2 separate regions of the Homo sapiens genome follow, and region 1 is linked to region 2. A link is an interaction called in ENCODE POLR2A ChIA-PET data of the cell type or tissue named here. Cell type or tissue: HepG2. All regions are shown on one strand. Region 1 overlaps VAV2 (vav guanine nucleotide exchange factor 2). Region 2 overlaps VAV2 (vav guanine nucleotide exchange factor 2).

Region 1 (8,000 bases), 64 kb after region 2:
AATGTCACTGGAGGAAACCACCCTGAGATGCCTTTCAAGTGGAAAAGGAGAGCTGTCCTAATACTGTGGGCATATCATTAGGAAAAGCAAATTAAATCATGTTTAATGGTGTTAGAGTCTCAATCACTTTGGAAAATGGAGTTGGTGAAGCAGGGAAATGAGAAATTGCTGACCTCCTGTGGAAGGAGGTCAGTGAAGGAGAATCTGGGAGTTGTGCTCGTGGAAGTGGCGATGGGCCGGGGCTTAGGGGGCTGGGGATTCAGCCGGGAGGGTGGGGGGACCAGGGCGGGGGACCAGGGTCTCCAGGAGGCTGCGTCAGTTCTCTCTCCCACTGTCCTGGTCTCCCTCGGGAGGGTGTGGGTCCAGCTAGCCTTTTCTGTCCACAGGGTTCTCTCTCTGGGATCTGTTCGGTCCTGTCCTTGGGGGCCCAGCATAGGTCAGTGTCAGATGGGACCAGCTTAGTCCTTCAACTGGATGCCCGGCCTGGGCCAGTCGCTTTCCTCCCTAAGCCTTGGTTTCCCCGTCAATAAAGGGGAGGATGGCACTCTCTCAGGCAGGCTAGGACAGGGAGTGAGGCCCAGAGGGGGTAGGCAAAGTCCCAACTGCATGGCCTCTGTGGGATGGGCAGGGCCCCTCTGTGCTGTGTTGACATTTTCAGTGGCATAAGTTTTCCCTTTGGAGGTTATGCGTCTTTGTGACTTACTAGAAACGATAAACAAATAAAACCCTTCTAGCCAAAAAAAAAAAAAAAGAAAGAGTTTTCTGTTTTTCTCATGATGGGTTCCCAGCTCTCTGTTAAGTCAAAAAATATTCAGCTTGACATTCCACCATTAGAGAATCATTCCTTTGACTTGAGAGTTTGTCCCTGTCGGCGTAGGTAATCCATTGGGCTCCACCATTGCCTTTTGAGTGCTGAGTTTGTCACCTCCTCTCCTGAAAATGGGTTCACATCAGGAACAGGTAAAGAACTTGGCCCCTGGAAGAGGAGGACGGGGATAGGGCCCCTCAGGGAAGGGAGATGATTTAGTGAGCTCTAGGGCTAGGCTGTCATAGGCCTCTGGGTGGGGAGCAGGTCTGGGGCCTGCTGGGTGGGCTTTTGTGCAAAGAGATTTGCAGTAGAGAAAGAGGAAAACCCAGGGTGGGATGTACAGGGGACAGGACCCCGTGAGAGTGGCAACCTCGTCCTTATTAGTCCTTGCTGAGTGTTCCCAAAGCTCCGGGTTTCTTTGTATGTGTCTCATTTAATCCTCACATTTGATGGACGGGGACGCTGAGGCTTAGAGGGGGTTGGGTGAGTGGCCATGGGTCACACAGACAATGGCAGAGCCGGGACATTCTCTTCAACTCTGCCATGCCAGCATCTTCCTTCACACCCCTTGACCTAAACAGTCCCAACATCTGCATTCAGAAGGTACTTAATTAATGCTTTTTGCATGGCTGGAGGCATCCGGGGTGTCCTTTGCAGGGGAACCGACAAAGTTGTGCTGGTCCTGGAGGCCCAGCCGTGAGCCTCTAGCCAACTCTTTCTTCCAGCTCAGCTTCTGGGATCAATACACAGGCACTCCCGGCTCTTCTCTCTCCCTTTCTCTGTTCACCCCCTCCTTTCCCCTTCTCCATCCATATCACCAGTGAGACCCCCACTCACCCAGCCCCACATCCTCAAACTGCCCAGCTTCCCAGCAAGAGTCCCAGCACTTCCCAGGGTGGCAGAGAGCCAGGCTCTGGGATGGTGACGCCGACGCTTTTGTTAGTCCTGGGCCTGTGCGCCCGGGCCCTCGTTGGCACCCACCACCTTCCCTTTCTACAAAGAGGGCTTTATCCCGTGGAGAGAAACTTTCCAAGTGAATCACTGTCAGTTAGCATTCAGCGCAAGTCACAGGCTCCGCGGGCAATTCATCTTGCGCCTTTCTTCCTTCTTATCGAGTGGGACCAAGCCCAGCTCGGTGTTGCCTGTCCGCCTCCTCCATGGAGCCTTGGATAACCCCGCTGGCTAGGAGCAGAGAGGCGTGTTTGAGCAAAGCCCCTCCTTCCCTCCATTCTCCCTGGGGGAGCAGCCGTGGCCTGTGCCCGTTTCCTGCCAGGCTTCCTTCAGAAGGGAAGGTGCGTGTGTGCACGTGTGTATCTTGTGTGCATGTGCATTGTGTGTGAGTGTGCATGGGTGCCTTGTGTGCATTCCGTGCATGTGTGCACATGTATATCATGTGTGCATCGTGTGAGTGTGTATGTGTACGTGTGTGCATCGTGTGTACATGTACATCGTGTGCATGTGTGCATTGTGTGTGCACGTGTGCATCGTGTGTGAGTGTGCATGTGTGGGTCGCGTGTACATGTACATCGTGTGTGTGTGCGTTGTGTGTGCACGTGTGCGTGTGTGAGTGCATGTGTGCATCGTGTGTACATGTACATCGTGTGCGTGTGTGCATTGTGTGTATGTGTGCATCGTGTGTGTATGTGTGCGTTGTGTGTACATGTACATCGTGTGCGTCTGTGCATTGTGTGTGCACGTGTGCATTGTGTGTGTGTGCATGTGTGCGTCGTGTACATGTACATCGTGTGCGTGTGCACATGTGCATTATGTGTGCATTGTGTGGGAGTGTGTGTGTGTGCGCCTTGTCTTTGAGACTGGCACCAGTTTTTCTAGGGGTCTTCTCCATGGAGACAAGGGGCCCAGTGAGGGCTCCTGTTTTCAGGGTGCTTTGTAAAGTGGGCACAGCCCCTTGTCCGGCATTTTTTTCAGTAGAGACTTCCTCATTGCACCACCTGTGCTCCTTGGGAGAAAGTCAGCTGGCCGTTGGCAGGTGGAGTCTGTAGAACGCCAGATCGTGCTGAATCCCCTTGAAAATATCAGGTTGAGGGGTGTGGATGGTGGCTGCCGGGAATTCAAAAAGTGTAGTCGTGAAACCACGTGATCACAAGGAGGGCGGGACGGTGGTGTGGGGGCTGACTGTGGCTTCCAGCTGTGGATGTCCCCACTCTGCCCCACCATGGAGAATTCCCTGATGTCCCCAGAGCCAATGAGGACTAGAGTCAAGGCGTCAGAAAGTGGGTGTGAACTCCCTGAGCCAGGAAAAGGGGACACTAATGGAGAACAGGCCGGTGCTCTTCCGGCCAAGCGGCCTGTTTCAAAGCACTCCTTGGTGTTTTCAAGATTCCCAGACACAGCACCCGTGCTTCCCTGCTCCCTCCCAGGTCCTTCCCCCCGTGCGAGCTGTCCTGGGTTTGATGCCGCTTGGCCCAGCACTGGTGTGGCGCTGAGTGGACCGGTGACCTTGGTCACATTCACCTGTTCCAAAGTCCCAAACCTCCCTCTCCACTTTGTGGAGCTGTGGGACGGCAACAGAGATAGAGAAGTGAATGCCAACCTCTCCCCTCCCCTCCCCTTCTCCCTTCCCCTCTCCTCCTCCTCTCCCCTCCCGTCCCCTCCTCCCCTCCTCTCCTCTCCCCTCCCCTTCCCTCTCCTCCCCCTCCCGTGATCCCTCCCCTCTCCTTCCCCTCCCGCTTCCCTCCCCCATCCCTTGCTTCCTCCCCTCCCCCCTCCCCTGCTTCCTGCTTCCTCCCCTCCTCTCCCCCTCCTCTCTCTCTCTGGTGGTAGGAATACACACAGCAGAAATCCCATCCCTTGGCAGCCGTCACCCCCACCCCATCCCCACTGCCCTTGGTCACCAGAGTCACACGCTGCGCGCCCTTTGAGTCTGCATCTTCCCCTGAGTGTGGTGTCCTCCAGGCTCACTAAGTCAGCGCTTCGTTCCTTCTTCTGGCTGAAGAATATTCCACGGTCCAGGTAGACCACGTTTTGTTTATCCATCCGTCTGCTGATGAACATTTGGGGTGTCTACATTTCTTGGCCACTGTGAAGATCACTGCTGGGGACATTCGTGTCCCGGTGCATTTCTGAACACCTGTCTTCCCATCCTGTTGGGTACATACCCAGGAGCGGGATTGCTGGGCTTCACGGTAATTCTGTGTCTGGCCCAGTGAGTGCTGCCTTTTCTGATGTGTGCTTAGCCCGCTGTGAGACACATCTGTCTCGAAGCCCCAGGCAGCCCATGCTGGGTTTGGAGGCTGGCCTTTCTGACTGAGCTGGACTGTCCAGGGCACCTCCTGGGGCTTAGGGTCTCAGGGGTTTGCGGTGAGCATCGTCTTTGGTTGCTTGTTGGTTTACGTTTCAGGATAATGTTAAGTCATAGCCAGCGGCTCTTGGAGTGGGGACCAAACAGAAACCCCTTCGAAGAGCTCCAGGGAGGTGGGAGGCAGAGTCTGGGGGAGTGGCTGAGGACAGCCAGGCTGGCATTGCTGGGCCTCTGTCTGCTGCGGGCTCCACCTCCTGCTCCTCCTTTGCTCACCTGCTTCCCGAATATCCCACCATGGCTGCCCCCAATGGCAGTGTCAGCTCCCACGAGCGTACAGCCGGCCCCGAGGCTCACTGACCTGGGCGCGGTGCCCAAGGCCTGGCATCTGAGCATCTCCATGGGGTTGGGAGTTCTCAGTCGTGGCCCTGCTGTTTGCCCTGACTTTGCCCCCTCCCTGTAGGTCTTCAGAAAACTGGCAGGTTCCGTGATGAGTGTCGATTGTGCACCTACTGTGTGCGCGTCCGGTCCCCCGCCTCCTGGGACCATGTGCGCAGGCTCTGCCTTTGGTTTTTTACCAAGGGCAGATGGGGCAAAGGATCGGTCATTTCTGCACTTTTTGGAGAAACCGCCCTTGAAGATTCTGATTGGCATCCCTGGCATAGAAGCCTCCGGAGTGGGGCACCAGGAAGCGCGCACCACCCCTGACAAGGACTTTGGTTTCTTCTTCTCGCTGGTGTAGTGAGGTCCCTTCTGTGCTGACTGCCAGGTGGCTGGTGCCTGCGATCGTTCCCACCTTCCTGTCTTACCTTTCGTGTGTGTCTCCCGTTCTGTGTGGTGGCAACGCGTGTTTTTATCGTCCTTCTCATGGGGGCCGTGGCGCCAGCTATGAGCCGTTGTTTGGGAGCACAGGGGGTGTTCCAGCCCAGAGTCACCAAAACACTGGGCTCTGGGACATTGTCTCACCAGAGGTGGGTGTTGGGGGCGCCCCTCTCAGAGTGCCAGCTCCCTGGAGAGGAAGAGGGGGCAAAGGGCTCCACCCAAAGCTGACGTTTGTCTTGGAAGTGAGGTGAGGTTTGCACGGTCTGCGAACAGCCCTGGGTGTGCAGGGTCAGGCTGGGCCTTCAGAGGACAGTGCCTGCCTCCCAAACCCGGTTCCAAATGGCACTCCACCGCCCGTGGACTGTGCTGGCTGAAGTTGGATTTTCCTCCTTAAAGTCACCAGGATCAGGAGCCCTGATTCTGATGAATAGAAGCTATGTTTGGGACGAGTGGTCACTGGCTCACAGGACGACTCTGATTTTAGAGGGACGGAACGAGGACAGGACGATTGTGATTTTAGAGGGGCTGAACAAGTACTTATTAGCTTAGTGCAGAAATAAAAGAACACAACTATCCCCCCTAATAGTCAACCACCGGTGACTGCAGCCCCTGAGGATGGCTGCCTGACAGCTTGGGAGCGCCTCGGGAGTGCTGTGCACACGTGGAGAAGAGCATCACACGTGTAATTTGTGTTCCGCGATTGAAATGGGCAGAGAAGCAACACGTTAGGGTGCAGGAACCTCTCCCCGTGTGCCCCCACCCCCAGAATTTGGCTGCAGCTCCCATGCTCGGACCCAGCACCAGTGACATATGGGTGTTGATATACCCTGACATGTTGGGGTACAGATGGAAAAGCGCCACTGCGTCCTGGTTCCTTCATCTAGGCACACTGTCCTCCAGAAGCCTCCGGCTCGTTTGTGTGGCAGGACTGTGGGGATTTGGACGGACATAGCCTCGTGTTCAGCCCGGGTCTCATGTTCCCAGACCTGGAAGGCCTTCCCGCCTTCTTGGACCATCCTCCGGTGACGGTGTCCTGATGCCGTAGGTTTCTGGTTTGTCTGTTTTGTACTAAAACACTCCTGGTTGTCAGCCCTTCTCCCACGTGTGTTGGAGGCCGGGACTGTAGCCGCAGCTGATCTAAGTTCACCAGCGGGAGCTGGTGGCTGTCCTGAGCTCAGCTGACACCCCATCTTTGAAAATCAGCCATCTTTGGAGGGCAGGGAGGAGATCAGGAAAGATAGCTAATGGATGCCAGGCCTAATACCTAGGTGATGGGATGCTCTGTGCAGCAATCCAGCATGGCACACGTTTACCTATGGAACACACCTGCACATCCTGCACGTGTACCCCTGAACTTAAAAGTTGGAAATAAAAAAAAAGAAAATCTGACTTACTTTCTTGGCCTGGGCAATCCTGACCTGTGGGGCTCTGGGCCACGTGAGAGTGGGTTTGGAGGACATTCGGTGTGTGGTTGGTAACTGGCATCCCTGAGGCTCTTGCTGAAGGCCTGTGCTGACGAGCAGCCCTCCCCGCCCAGGCGGACCTTGTTTAATGCGCTTACTTTTGGACATGGCGTCTTTAGTGTGTGTGTGATGCAGAGGTCAGGAGGTTGATGGGGGAGCAGGAAAGACGAGTTACCTGATGCACAGCTAAAGTGCCTGCCACCCTGACTTAGGCCTCAGGAGTGACACTGGCCATACAGTGGGGGGTCACCAGTGGGCACTAGAAAACATTTTGGGGCCGGTGAATATGTTCACCGTCTTGACTGTGTTGACAGTGTCACGGGTGTGTACATATGTAAAAATAAGGACATGACACTCTCTGGAGGGTGTGCAGCTTATCGTCTGTGGATCATACCTCCATAGAGGTATGGTAAATTTAATACAGGTCTGGTAAATTCAATGCAGTTGAACGTCAAGGTCTTAGTCTCACCAGCCGCATTTCACGTGTGCAGGCTGTGTGTGGCTGGCGGCCCAGGCATCCGCAGCACAGACACGGCGTTTCTCTCTTCACAGAAAGTTCTCCCGGGCAGCACGCTCCAGGGCGAAGGGCTGGGGAACGGGTGTGTTCCTGGTGGGACTTGCTTAGTGAGTGAGGCAGGCTCTTTCCTTTTTAGTTTTTATTAAAAATGTGCTTCCGGTCCCCAGTGCACGCGTGAATACATTCCTTTCGGTAAATATGAAACTGTAGAGATCAGACCTGTGCTCCCAAGAAGGGGCGTGCCCGGCCCTGCTTCCTGCAGCCCATGTAGCCTGGCCAGGAGCTGGGGTGCTCAGGAGGCCACGGCGCTCCCAGCTGTAGCTTCATCTCTGGCTCTGTCCCATCACTGCCGTGACCCATAGACAAACACGGTGTGCTGGGATGGGCTTGCGGTCTGCGGGACTGTGTTAGACTCCCGTGCCCGCCTCTGTACCAGTGCAGACAACTCTGACTGCATTTCTGTCCCCAGTTTTCTTTTTCTTTTTCTTTTTTTTTTTTTTGAGACCGAGTCTCGCTCTGTCGCCCAGGCTGGGGTGCAGTGGTGCAATCTCGGCTCACTGCAAGCTCCACCTCCCGGGTTCACGCCATTCTCCTGCCTCAGCCTCCCGAGTAGCTGGGACTACAGGCGCCCGCCACCACGCTCGGCTAAGTTTTTGTAATTTTTTTTTTTTTTTTTTAGTAGAGTCGGGGTTTCACCGTGTTAGCCAGGATGGTCTTGATCTCCTGACCTCGTGATCCGCCGGCCTCAGCCTCCCAAAGTGCTGGGATTACAGGTGTGAGCCACCGCGCCCAGCCTTCTGTCCCTGATTTTCTAGCTGTGTGACTCTGGGGAAGTGACTCACTGAACCTTGGCACCTCATCTGTCAAATGGGCTTGGTGCCGGTTACATGAGAGAGCCCACCGCACGGTGCCCCCTTCAGTCCAGTGCCTCCATCTGGAAGGTCTGAACTCGCAGCTTGCGCCAGTTAGAGTAGGCTTGACTGCTTCTAACAAAAACCCCAGTACATCAGGAGCCGAAACTCACCAGGGTTTGTTCGTCTTGGAGGGTTGCAGGTAGGCAGTCTAGAATAGGGGTGACGGTGCCATAGTCTCAGGGACCCAGGTGCACCCAGCTTCTTGTTCTACCTCTTC
Region 2 (8,000 bases):
CCCGCCAGCCAGAGACTCCTGCGCCCTGTCCTAGGTCCCCTCTTGTGGCCTCCTGCCCCTCCAGCCAGTCTGCCGCGCCCCATCCTAGGCCCCCTCTTGGGGCCTCCTGCCCTGCCAGCCAGAGTCTGCCATGCCCCGTCCTAGGTCCCCTCTTGTGGCCTCCTGCCCTGCCAGCCTGGTTGGCCGTGCCCCGTCCCAGGTGCCCCTCTTGCGGCCTCCTGCCCCACAAGCCTAGTCTGCGGCCACGTGTGCTGCAGCCATGCACAGTTTGGTGCTCCTGCCCTGGAGGCACCCTCCTGCCGGCCGGCCGTCGCCCCTGCCGAGTCTCCCTGGCCTTCGGTGCCCCAGCCTCAGGCACACTGGCCACCTTCCTGTGCCTCCCAGTTCAGGGCCTTTCCCCTGCAGTTCCCTGGAGGGGAACCTTCTTGCCTGGCTCACTGCTGCCATCTGCTTAGAGGCCTGTCCTGGGAAGCCTTTCCTGCCCCCAGGCCTGCTCGAGTCCCCTGACAAGGGCTCTTGGTCCCCCGGGCTTTCCCCTTCCGGGTCGCACAGTTTGTTGCATTTACTGTTCCATTTGTATCTAAAGCCTTTGGCAGGGGCTGGTCCAACAGCAAGTGCTCAGTAAGAGCAAAGCTTTCTCCCAGGCCCTCTTCGTGCCAGGAAGCGGGCTGAGCGCCTCCATGACCCCCACCCCCGCCCTTGGGGCAGTCTAGAGGGGGCTTTGCTCTCAGCCCCATTTTCCTGACAGAGGCCGGGCTCCTCGTGTCTGGAATGACACTGCCAGAAAGAGATCCTTGGAAATGCTTGGAAACACGATGAGTGGCCCGCAGGGGCGGCAGTGGGGACCACACTCGCTTGGCCACACATAGCATCTTCTTGGTGGCCGTGTCCCTCGAGCTCAACCTCCTTGTCTGAAATGGGATGACGGTGGCCACCTTGCAGACTCTTGGAAAGATTTGGTGCAAAAAGTGTGTGTCTGGCGCCCAGCGCAGTTTCTACCCCACAGCAGGGCCCACTGAGCCTCAGGACTCGGCACCCTCACCCCGAGCCCGGCGGCTCACTCCCAGTGAAGGGCACCGGCCCTCACCCGCCGCCTGCCCTCCCTCAGCATCAGAGCAGAGTGCAGCGGGCGGCCTGAGGGAGTGGCTCTCTTCCTGAGACTGCCGCCTCACTACCCACCTCTCTTCCCCTCCCCTCTCGCCGCCAAGTGGAAGGTGAAGCCCTGGGCGCGCTGCTGGGCGCACCTGGACACTGCACGGGTATAGTGGGGGGTGTGGTCGTGGTCACTAGTGCCTGTCTGCAGAAGGAGGCATTCTGGGGCAAGCAGAATCAGGTGAGCCAGATGGTCCTACAACACCTAAGTCTGAGATGGGGAAGGGAGCTGTTAATACTCACATGAGGACCATGAGTGAGGAAAACCTGCTGGCAACACGGGACGCTGAAGAAGGGGCCTCACCCCGTCTCCTGCTTCTCCCCAGGGCCTCCTGGGTTTGACTGGGCGAAGATGGGGCACGTGCAGGCTTTGCTGTTGGCAGGGTCAACAGCAAGCTGTGCTAGTCCTCAGCAAATGAGGTATTTAGATCCCTGGGGGCAGGGTGATGGCGGAGAGCTTCCCGGAGGAGGTGGTACTTGAGATGCCCTGAAAAGTAGATGGCTTTTGGTAGCTAAGGGTTGGAGACAGGTGGTTGTTCTACAGAGAGGGCTCTGTGTGGCCACAGACTGGAGGCGCTGCCACAGTGCTTCATCCTGGATCATTGCTGGAAGGGGTGTTGCAGTTTTTGAAATCTGCGTTCCAGCAGCAGTTGGGGCAGAGGAAGCTGCATGCCACCAGCTCTGATGAGTAGAGACATAAGGCAGCGGCTGCCGCTCACTGCAGAGCTCGACCTGGCTGGCACTGGGCCACCTGCTTGGTGTTCTTCCCTCTGCCTTGCAGGGGATGGTGTTTCCCTGCAGCAGATGATGAGTCTGAGACCCAGGGAGATGCGTGATAGAAGGTTCCAGAGAGGTGGCCATGCCCCATGGCTGGTCGGGCAGCTGGGTGATGATCAGCCTCTGCGGTGTCAGGGTCGGGGGCAGCACCCCAGTGCCCTGGGGAAAGATCTTGTTGCCAGGGCCCCTCTGCCCTGACACATGCCCTTTCTCTATTCTGGGTGGGTTTGTTTCAGGACCGCCCAGCACTGGCACCTCCCCTGGTCCTTGGAAGACTCTGGGCAGCACCAGGTGGGGGCGGCTCTGCCCTGGTTAATGGATGAAGGAGGGACAGGTGACGGGCCAGTCTGAGGTCATGCAGCTGTGTGGGGGTTGAGGCCTCGTGCCAGCCCGTGCAGGTCTCTTGCCTCTGGAGCGCCATTCACTTCCCCCCTCCACCGGCAAAATGGCCCCTTGGGTTGGTGGGAGGTTGGGAGACAGAGAACCAGGTGCCTGAGTCCAGAGATGGCCCCAGGGCTGACCAGCTCTGCCCTCTGGCCACATGGCTTCCGGTCCTGGGCCTCCTGCTCCCGGGTGGCTGGTGGCCCAGCCTGTTCTCCACCCTACTCTGTGTGTCGCGCACTGGCTCGTGGCATTGAGCCGCAGAGGCAGAAACCCTGTGCTTGGTGTTGCTGGCTTTCTGGAGGGGGCACAGAATAAGGATGAATGGAGAGAGGAAGATGGCACTTTCAGATGAGAGAGAGAAGGCAGGCAGAAGGCAGGGCTGCCTTCAGGTGACGCCGGCAGGCTCCCTGATGAGGTGACAGGGCGGTGGGGTGCGCAGCTGGCGCCGCCTTCCCCTCACCACTAGCACCTGTGCTCCCCGAATGCCGTTTCAGCTGAGTGAGTTCAGCTGGGGCCTGTTGGGGAGCTCGGGGCCCTGGCAAAGTCAGCAGGCTGACAGCAGGAGGTCCTCGTGGGCCAGAGGTCAGTGGTGGGGCTCTGGGACATGGCCGGAGGCGGGGCCGGGCCCGGATTAGTGCCTGGCTGCCTGTCCTGCCGGCGGCCGTGGCTCCGGGCTCTGTGTCTCTGCTGCAGGAAGTCTTCATTTGCTTGTCCTCCCTCCCTGTCAACATCCTCTGTCCGAGTTCCGGACGGCTGCGGCGTCCGCTCCTTCCTGCTGCCCTGGGAGCCGAGCCGTCCTCATGCAGCCCCTGCCTGGGGACCCATCTCCTCTGGGCCTGGCTTCGTGTGTGGTTGGGCACTGAGCGGCCGACACATTCCTAGGGTGGAGACCGCACACACAGCGTTGAGCCTCTGACAGCCGCGTTCAGATCCTGGCTCAGCACCTCGTGGCAGACCCGTGGCGCCTCTCTGGACCCTGCATTCTCCGCTGTCAAAGGGGGTATTTTAGGAGCCCCTCCCAAGGGTTGGCCGAGGACCCGGCTGTCAGCCCGGTGCCTGGCAAGTGGGAAGTGCTCGGCGGACATGTCTCCCAGCCCCTGCAGGGTGGAGCCATGAGCTCGCCTCTCCGACACCACCACCCCTGGCACGAAAGCTCTTCCGAAGCCTCAGTGCCCCTCCCCATGTGCCCACTTGACGCGGCTGGGGTGGGCGCTCCGGGACCTGCAGACCTGCTCTCACACTGGGGTCAGGAGCTGGCTGGAGGAGACCCTAAACCCAGCGAACTCCCCTGCCCTGACCCCCTCAGCTCTGATGAGCCCCCTTCTTCACCGGGGCCAGCCCCAGGCTCAGGTGCCCGGTTTTTGGTCCCCTGAAGCTTCGTGTTCTGAAGGACTCTTTGCCTGGAGCTGGGGACGCTGTTTGGCTTCTGAATCCAAAAGATAAACAAGAATGACAAATACAGGACCGTGGAGGGGACAGGACTGGGCAGTGGGAGCTTGAACTTTGGGCCAGACTGAGCGGCTGCGCCCCTGAGTTAGGTCTCCTGCTGCCTGGCAGCTGCAGGTTTTGCAATCCTGATGCTGCTGGAAACAGTGTTTCTGTTTTGTGGGGTTCATCTGTCAGTCTTTACAGAGTTTGTGTAAGGATGAAGACAAATCATTCTCACAGACCTACTCCTTGTCCCCTAGGCCAGCTTGGCCCTGAAGTCATCAGTATTTCTGTTGGTTTGTTTTGTACTTTTGGGTTCAAAGGCAGCGCGAACACGCGGTATCTTTCCGTGACCCGCCAGGTGCTTGCGGGCTGTGGCCTTCCCAGGATTGGGGAGCCCGTCTCCAAGTTTCCTCAAGGCCTCCCAGCCCTGTGTTCTTTGAAATCTGCATAGGGGTGGGGAGGGGGTGCCTGCCTGTCTTCTGTTGTTAAGGACTTTAAAAAATGCTGTGTTGGCTGCCTCCAGGGTCATCCTTCCACAGGGGGATCCTTTCTGCAGTGGCTGGAGTAGGAGAGGGTCCCCCAGCCTGCAATGGAGGAGGTGGCAGTGAGATCCTCCTAGTGGACCCTGGGACCAGCATCCTCTGGCCGGCGGGCCAGGGAGGGCAGTTTCCCCAGCCCTGCCCAGCCCTGCCTGTCCTGGCCTCACCCTCGAACACCGTGTGCCTCCCCGCTCCTGGTCTTGAATGTGTGTCCAGTTTTCAGCCACATTTCTGGGATCATCACATTTGTCTCATACACGTAGGACATCTCCAGAGGCAGGGGGCGTGGGAGCTGCGTGCCCTAGGGCAGGTGGACGCATACACGTAGGACATCTCCAGAGGCAGGGGGCGTGGGAGCTGCGTGCCCCAGGGCAGGTGGACGCCCCATCCCCTTTGCCAGCTGAGGGGCAGAGGCCTGAGGTACTGAGCCACCTGGACTTGGCGTGGCCTTCCTGACTCAGGTGCTGCCCCCTTGACCTCGGCTGCTCCCCCGAGTTTTGAGGCCTATGTTTTGGTTTTTCTGCCTTGTTCTGTTCTCTGGCGTGTCTGTGGTTGGCGTCCGGCAGGGGCTGCAGGCTGCGTGTTGAGGGGCAGGCTCTGGACACTTGCCTGCAGCTCCAATGTCCCACCTCTGACTGTTGTCAGGAACCAGAGGTGCCAGGTGAGTGACAGCTGTCGTGGATGGGGATGGACCGCCTGTCATGTCATTTGCCTGGGTAAGTGACAGCTGTCATGCGTGGAGGGTGACTGGCCCCAGGGCCATTGCCACGTGTCCCCGGTGCACAAGGTGCCTAGACAATCCTTGTCTGGCAACATTCTGTGTCCCAGGCCCCCTGGGGTGGCGGAAGGTTCTAGTCCTTCATGCTCATGAGCGCCGCATCCTGAGACCCTCCTGCCCTCTGTGACTGGGCCATCTGTGCCTCCCTCCCCTAGGCCCCAGCTCATCTTTCTGCTGGGACGGGAGAGAGAAATGATCCCGCAGTCATTTTGGTGAAAGCCAAGACCCCCTTCAGATCTGAGCTGTTCCATCTACAGCTGCTGGGCTGCTCCTCAAATGGACACCAGGCACCCATTGGATGCCGGAGGTCCTCGTGGGATGCTGGGGGGGCCTCACTCTGCCTGAAGTCCCTCTTGGTTTTATTTGTTTTCATTCCAGAGCTGGAAGGAGGCAGGCTTGGGGCAGGGCGGCTGGGCGTGGCCTGGGCCTGGAGCTGGGCTCCGCAACTCCCAGCACCTCAGCCTCGCTGCGTGGTCGCTCCCCTCTGGCCGCAGTCCCTGGCTGTAGGAGAGGCACCCCCTTCAGCCTTGGGGTGTCCAGGCACAGGGCAGTGTGGTTAGGACCTAGGCTGGAGTCCTGGAGCTGCTCACACTGTGTGCTTTTGAGCTTGACCTTCCTGGAGCCTCAGTTTCCTTCTCTGTAGGATGGGGATAAAAGGAGTGGCTTCCTCAGTGGATGAATGGGGGATCCACACAGAGTCCGTCCATGCAGTAGAATATCTGTGGATGAACCTGGAAAATGGAATGCTAAGGCGGGGAAGCCAGGCCTGAAAGACAAGTCCCACGTGATTCTCTTAAAACGTCCAGAATAGCAGCTCCGTCGCAGGACAGAAAGCCAGATGCGTAGCTGCCGGGAGAAGGCGCTGGGGAGAGAGTTCTCAGGGGCTTGGGGGTCTGTTTGCCAGGCATGAAAAAGTTCCACAACTCCATAGTGCGGAAGGTTTGTGGCATTGTGTGTACTTTACCACAATTAAAATAAATAGCCTCTCCCTTGTGGGGAATGAAGGCCTCGTTTCATCAACTGCAACCCCGAGGCAGAGCCCATCTTCTTACTAGGGCTCCAATCTAGGGTCTCACTGTCTCCTCCTCCATCGAGGGTGAGGCCAGGAGAGGCAGGGCTGGGCGGGGCTGGGGGGACTGCCCCCCTGGACTGCTGGCCAGAGGATGCTGGTCCCAGAGTCCACTCAGGATCTCACTGTCGCCTCCTCCATCAGGGGTTGAGGGACCCCATCCTAACCTAGCTGCTGCAGAAAGGATCCCCTTGTGGGAGGATGACCCTAGAGGCGGCCAACATAGCATTTTTTTTTTTTGAAATGGAATCTCGCTCTGTCACCCAGTCTGGAGTGCAGTGGTGCGATCTCCGCTCACTGCAACCTCCGCCTCCTGGGTTCAAGCAATTCTCTGCCTCTGCCTCCCGAGTAGCTGGGATTACAGGTGCCCACCACCACGCCTGGCTAATTTTTGTATTTTCTTTTTTTTTTTAGTAGAGATGGGGTTTTACCATCTTGTCCAGGCTGGTCTTGAACTACTGACCTCGTGATCCACCCGCCTCAGCCTCCCAAAGTGCTGGGATTACAGGTGTGAGCCATGGCGCCTGGCCAACATAGCATTTTTAAAAGTCCCCTGACAAGAGAAGAAGTGTGGGAGGGTTGGAGGAGACCCGTCTGCCTTCCTGGGTCCCTCTCTCCTGACAAATATTGAAAGTTCTATTCTGTGACTGCATAGGTATAAAGGTGAACATACAGGTATGAGATATTTAAATATTCTCTTAGAGCTCAACACTCTCTTGGACCCAGGGCACTGTGCCTCTGTGTTCTTGGGTGAGCAGCCCCGTGTGGGCTTCCCTTGGCCATGCCAGGCAGGCTGGGGGCTCAGAGACTTTGGAGGGAGCTAGACTTTGTGTCCTTTGTCATTTCTCAGTTGTGTGATTTTGGCCACATCACTTCTGAGCCTCAGTTTCCTTATCTGTAAACTGGGGCTGTTGCTGCTGCTAATACTTTCCGCAATACATGTCGTGTTTTGAAAATTGAGGGGTTTGTGTGAGTGACAGTCTCTGCCCAGGGCTGGCAAGTTTTATTTAATCCTGTTTTGTAAGGCTCTGAGGCTGGGCCCCCCAGAAACAGACCCCAAGATGGGAGGTAAGCCAAGTGTGGGAGGCCAGGTAGGGAGGGAGAGAGGCAGATAACATTGACCCAGCAAGTTCCTGCTGTGGGTGACAGGCTTGGCCCACTGAGCACTGAGCGAGGATATGGGTTTGTGTCCAGCCCTCCTAGCTCCTGGTGGGGGAGGCCATGGACATGGCGGGGGTGCCGGGGCAGGCTGGGGTGCCTGCCTTTCCTAGTAAGGGGATGGGTTCTGCCTCGGGGTAGGAGTTGATGAAATGAGGCCTTCATTCCCTTCATTCTGTGAAACGGCCTGTTGGTGCTTTCACCTGCCTTGGTTGGCGTCAGCAGGAAAAGGCCGTAAAAAGGGCCTTGAGATGGACCACACTCGCTCTGGGCCATGACGCACGCTGGGTTCTGCCAGGGGCATGAATCACGTGGAAGGCCCTGCAGGAGGGTGGGTGAGGCCCGCTCCCCACGGTACCACAAGGTACAGACCTTGAGGGAAACTGTTGGCCTGAGAGATTGGAGGTTCTTGGAAGACTTCGGGGGCCAGTCAGAAAAGTGAGTGTCCTGTCTGGAAGTCCTGGAAGCAGAAGCCTTGTGTGCTGACCTGTCTGTCCATGGTGCAGTGCTGGGTGCAGGGCGTGACCTATCTGTCCGCGGCGCACTGCTGGGTGCAGGGCGCAGGGAGTGTGTGGATTTTCTGAGTGGGTGAATGGCACAGTGAGGAAGAGGACCACGTTAAGGGAGCTGTTTCCAAGTCCAGCTTGGAAACTGTAGCTTGCTCATGCCTTTGGGCAACTTGCTCCACCTTTCTGAGCCTCAGTTTACCCAT

The links. Peaks named below come from ENCODE experiments on the same cell type or tissue, not always from the same donor. Only the 100,000 strongest peaks of a DNase experiment are listed, where the experiment ranks them.
Region 1: POLR2A ChIA-PET joins it to region 2 with 13 read pairs; 4 of 35 experiments call an interaction of 5 or more read pairs at or near these places.

The regions. Positions count from the first base shown.
Region 1 is chr9:133,910,193-133,918,192 of GRCh38, reverse strand. All of the region lies in intron 2 of VAV2 (vav guanine nucleotide exchange factor 2), which reads left to right. Among named protein-coding and RNA genes, the nearest start is that of VAV2, 78 kb to the left of the region's middle. RefSeq lists enhancers at 1,454-2,402, 2,403-3,352. In HepG2, no CTCF peak of the experiment used is centred here; DNase peaks (open chromatin) are centred at 632 and 3,282.
Region 2 is chr9:133,974,576-133,982,575 of GRCh38, reverse strand. All of the region lies in intron 1 of VAV2 (vav guanine nucleotide exchange factor 2), which reads left to right. Among named protein-coding and RNA genes, the nearest start is that of VAV2, 14 kb to the left of the region's middle. RefSeq lists enhancers at 2,348-2,863, 2,817-2,866, 3,380-3,897. In HepG2, no CTCF peak of the experiment used is centred here; DNase peaks (open chromatin) are centred at 3,015 and 3,805; H3K4me3 peaks cover 2,520 bases.